2 separate regions of the Homo sapiens genome follow, and region 1 is linked to region 2. Evidence: read pairs that join two places in POLR2A ChIA-PET (ENCODE). Cell type or tissue: PC-9. All regions are shown on one strand.

Region 1 (2,500 bases), 1.6 Mb after region 2:
CTTGTCACTCAGCTTCCCCACTCAGGAATCCAGCATGTACCCTCAGGAGACAAAAGAGCCCCAAAATAGACTCTTGTCCTTGGATCTCTATAGCTCTCACATGGATCACAGCTAGGTAATTCTTCATGATCTTTCTATCTCTCCAGTATCTTCCAGCAGATGTTTATATTTCACCCATATTTTCTAATTGTCCCTGATGAGAGATAATTACCTAGTCTGCTATTACTGAAAACAGAAATCCATATTGCCTATTTACCCATATCAATCTGAATATACCTTAGTGAATAAAATAGAAACAAAAATAGTTCTGCCCTCTGCCAGGCACGGTGGCTCATGCCTGTAAGGGAGGCGGAGGCGGGAGGGCCGAGGCGGGCAGATCACAAGGTCAGGAGTTCGAGACCAACCTGGCCAGCATGGTGAAACCCCATCTCTACTAAAAATACAAAAATTAGCCGGGCGTGGTGGCACATGCCTGTAATCCCAGCTACTCGGGAGGCTGAGGCAGGAGAATCGCTTGAACCCAGAAGGCGGAGGTTGCAGTGAGCCGAGATCACACCACTGCACTCCAGTCAAGGCGACAGAGCGAGACTCCGTTTCAAAAAAAAAAAAAAAAAAAAAATTCTGCCCTCTCTCTGTCATTGATTAATAATATCAGTTTATCTACTATGTCTATCCCCCTTTGGCTTATCCTGTCCTTTGGATCGTAATGAAGACTTCAAAAAGGTTAAATTTTTAGACAGAAATGAAACTAGCACAAAAATAATGAAAGACAGTAGTGGATTTAAAGAATAACAAAATTAATCTCTAAGGAGACTTATAACCTTTTATAAAAAAATTCACTGAGAGAAAAAGGTCTAGAAAATGTCAGTTCCTGATGAGCAGAAACAGAATACAGACCTATAGAAAGGCTCTTATTTAGGATATAGACATAGTGAAGTCTCATGCCAAGTTTGTGTGTGTGTCTATCTATGTACACATATATTTATATATTTTAAAGACTATTTTTATTAACTATTTCTGAATAATTTATCCACATTATTCAAAATTCAAAAAGCATATAAGTATACAGTGAAAAATTTCCTCCCATGTCAGTCCCTACCTCCAAAAGCAATCAATGTTATTTGGTTTTGTGTAGTCTTCCAAAGATGTTTTATGCATATAAAAAAAAGTGTGTGTGTGTGTGTGTGTGTGTATACTTTTTCACTTTTTTACACAAAAAATGGGCATGCTTAGGCGTGGTGGTGCGTGCCTGTAATCCCAGCTACTTGAGAGGCTGATGCAGGAGAATCGCTTGAACCCGGGAGGCGGAGGTTGCAGTGAGCTAAGATCACGCCATTGCACTCCAGCCTGGGCAACAGTGCGAGACTCTGTCTCAGAAAAAAAAAAAGGTCGGGGGGAGCATGCTGGACATACTACTGTGTACTTTGTTCTTTCCACTTATATCTCAAAGACCTTTCCATAACTGCACATGAAAAGCTTCTTCATTCTTTTCTACAGCTGATTAGTATTTCATTGGGTGAATATTCCATAATGTATTACCATTACAAACAATGCCATAATAACCTTGTATCTATGTCATTAAACAGGAGAATAAATAAATCTATAATTCCTGGAAAGAATGAGTCAAAGGGGCATATATTGTAATTCTGATGGATATTGACAAGTTGCCCTCCACAGAATCTGTACCAATTTACAATCTCATTAGCAAAGCATGAGAGTGTCTGCTTCTGCACACCGACCAACAAAGTGAGTTAGCAAACTACCAAGTGTAGTTAGGATTTCCAATTCCCTTATTATGATTTAGGTTGAGCATTTTTCACATGGTAAGCACCACTTCTCATAGCATTTTAACAACTTAATGTATACTGGAAAAAAATATGCTTTTGATTTTTTTTCTTTCCATCCCATAAGGAGTTGAGCTTTTGATTTTTAACTTTAAAGGAATGCCCTAAATTATTTTTAATTTTAAAGAATGCCCTAAATTACATAAGAACTACTGGTAAAACAACTTATAATTGGATTCAGAGAGGCAGGAAGTAAGAAAAGGAGAAAGAAAAACATAACTTTATTTCCAGAAGTATAAAGTGTGGGAGATGCAGCGCTGTTTCAGTGAGAGAGAATTATGAGCACAGCCTTTTAGGTTTCCTGAAGTTCTTCAGTGAAATTTAAGCCACTATGCAGAAGAAAAAGCCAATTTTCCTATAGTATAGCTTTTATTATATTAGCCAAATATAAGCCAATTCTGAAAGTATTCCTAGAAGAGATCAGAGAAATCAGGCCAGACTTTGCAAATTTAGATGGTATGTGGGGAAATGTTTTTTATTTTTAAAAATATGTATTCTAGTATATATTAAGAAAAATGGATATATCAAACTAGTAATATCGTAGGTATTATTTAGAATGAAACTTTTAAGTGTCAATCAAAATGTCAATTAAATGTCAATGTCAAGAAAAAATAGTAAATAACTAATACTGTAACGGTATTCTCCAGTGTGGCAAA
Region 2 (2,500 bases):
GCAGACATCCTTAGTGAACCTGAGATTAGTTTGAGTCCATTGCAAATGGTTTCTTAGGCCTTTGCAGTTTCAGGGGCATGAAGAAACAAATATACACATTGTGTGCACAAGGCACAACATCTGTATGTCAAAGCTGTTATTTCATCCATTTAAGATCAAGCAAAAATCCTCTCTAAAATTATTCAGGGCACAGCAAGAGCAACACATCTCTCAACTCTAGTCACTGATCATTTTATTTCCCTGAATTCTAAAGCAGTCCCTCCCTTGTGGCCCAGGCAAAAAGAGGTGATTTGGGACTCCTAATTTCCTTGATAGCCTTGCAGAGACATTAACCACTTTTCTACTCAACTGGTGAAACTAGCTGCTAACTGGAGGTAGGGGGTGGGAGGGAGAAATAGAGGGGGTGGGGAAAGAGAGGGAATGAAAGAAAGAGTGTGTGTGTGTGTGTGTGTGTGTGTGTGTGTATGTGTGTGTGTGTGTTTGGGAGTAGAAGGGTCTGCAACCAAGGTTCTCATATAGCATGGTTCTGTCAGAACCTGTGAGCAGGCTTACTGTTGTCTACTAGATCAAGGACAGAATCATTAGTCTGACATTCAAGGGCCTCCCCAAGCTGTTTATCTGTCTGTCCCTATCTTCTATGACGCGAAGCTTTTGCTGAATTAGACTACTTTCTGTTTCTCAGATGTTCTCCCTGCTTGTCTGACGATTTTTCTTTCCTCCTACCTATTATTTTAGGCCCAGCCCAGATGCCATTTTTTAATTTCTTTAGCTGTTCTTTTATGGCACTTACTGCATTCTGGAGGTCTTAAATACTGCTTTTTGTCTTACAATCTTGTCTGGCCTAGTAATTATAAATTCCAACATGGCTTGAGGGCAGGGAAGGGCCACGTTTTTATCTGCACATGCGTTAGCGCTTTCCTCAAGGCTTTACCTGTGATAGGCAATACAGCACTTACTATCTTTGAGGTGTGGACTTCTCTTAAGCATTCGGGACTGCAGCATTTTTGAGAGCATGCAGCATTGAAATAGCTAGGCTTGTCTTCAAACCCTCTTCACATACCAAAAGGTTATGTATCTGGGTGGATGGTGGGTATCTTCTAAGAATCAACAGGGAAGCTCCATCATATTTTAATTATAGTGCTGGCAGCAGTACGACTTTTAACAAACAGCAGTAACAAGAAGTAACACTTGGGCGGGCCAGCCACCGGAAATTGGCCTCTTTCTCTGGGTTTCTCCTACCCCCTTTTCAATCCATCACCTGGATTTATTCCTGCTATAATTTAAACACCTGTCTAGATGGTATGCATGCAATGTGTCCCTACCCCACACATTCAGATATTTGCTCACCTGCCTTATTCGGAAGATTGGCTCTAAAATAAACAGTGATTTGGTACTAAAGGAAAAACGCACTGAGGTCACCGTGGCAATGGACATGAGGCAGAGAATGGGAGTGGAACATCTGGATAAGCTGCTCCAGGAGAGTGGGAGCAGAGGAAGAGGAAAAGCAGGAGCAGGGGGAGGAGGAGGAGAGCAAGGGGTGAAACATCTGCCAAGCAGGCCCCAAAGCTTAGGTGGAGGTAGGATCTTGTGACCAGATTTCCCACAGGCAGTTACTCACTTAGCAGCAGCCAGCTAGAGGGAGGCAGGGGCAGAGACATGTGGAACAAGTTGACTGTTTTTAGGCTTAAATTTCTTGTTTTTTTGTTTTTTCGTTGTTACCACTATTTCTCAGGGCAGCATAGCAAGTAATCTTGGAATTTTCTGAAGTTTGTCCTAAGCTGTTTTGTCCACTTTTGCATTCTTGGCATATTTAATGATTACTCTTTTTAATGTTTGAGCATCTGAACAACATTGAGAAATAGTAAAACCTTAAAGTTGCTAATGAAACTATTTTCCCTTCTCATTCCCCTTTGTTGTTTTGTAACTTGTCTTCACCCCATCAAAGGCATTTCTGCTGTTTTTTGGAAAATCCCCTGCCCGTGAGCTTTGTGGAGGAGAGGAAGCATTGAATGGTTCCTTTTACCTGTTCTCTCGTTTCCTTAGCTACCATTCCTGGTAACAAGTGCTTCTCAAACTCTGCAATGCAAGTAAGTTTCCCGTGGATCTTGAAAATGCAAATTTTGGTTCAGTGCAGCTGGGGCTGGGGCTGGGGCTGGGGCTGTGGCTGGGCCAAGATTCTGCATTTTTAATATGCTCCCAGTAATGCAGGTGCTCTTGGTCCAGAGACCAAATTCTAAGTCGCAAGGCTCAGTGGTACAAGGCAGTGAGATAACACAGTGATTAAAACAACAAGATTGGGAGAATTTTCATCAGGCAGACCAGGAATTGAATCCAGGGGCTGACACATAATAATTATTTGTTCTTGAGCAAGTTATTTTATCTCTCAACCTCAGTTTCCCCATCTACCTGTCTTGAAGACTAAGTAGGTTAATATACATAAAATATGCTTAGCATGTTGCCTGGAACAAGCTGTGTGTGTGTGTGTGTGTGTGTGTGTGTG

What was found. Peaks named below come from ENCODE experiments on the same cell type or tissue, not always from the same donor. Only the 100,000 strongest peaks of a DNase experiment are listed, where the experiment ranks them.
Region 1: POLR2A ChIA-PET joins it to region 2 with 8 read pairs; 2 of 35 experiments call an interaction of 5 or more read pairs at or near these places.

Annotation. Positions count from the first base shown.
Region 1 is chr14:77,369,575-77,372,074 of GRCh38, forward strand. All of the region lies in intron 1 of TMED8 (transmembrane p24 trafficking protein family member 8), which reads right to left. Among named protein-coding and RNA genes, the nearest start is that of TMED8, 6.3 kb to the right of the region's middle. In PC-9, no CTCF peak of the experiment used is centred here; no DNase peak of the experiment used is centred here.
Region 2 is chr14:75,810,725-75,813,224 of GRCh38, forward strand. The region is part of intron 27 of TTLL5 (tubulin tyrosine ligase like 5); the gene reads left to right. Among named protein-coding and RNA genes, the nearest start is that of TTLL5, 150 kb to the left of the region's middle. RefSeq lists an enhancer at 1,472-1,977. In PC-9, no CTCF peak of the experiment used is centred here; a DNase peak (open chromatin) is centred at 1,348.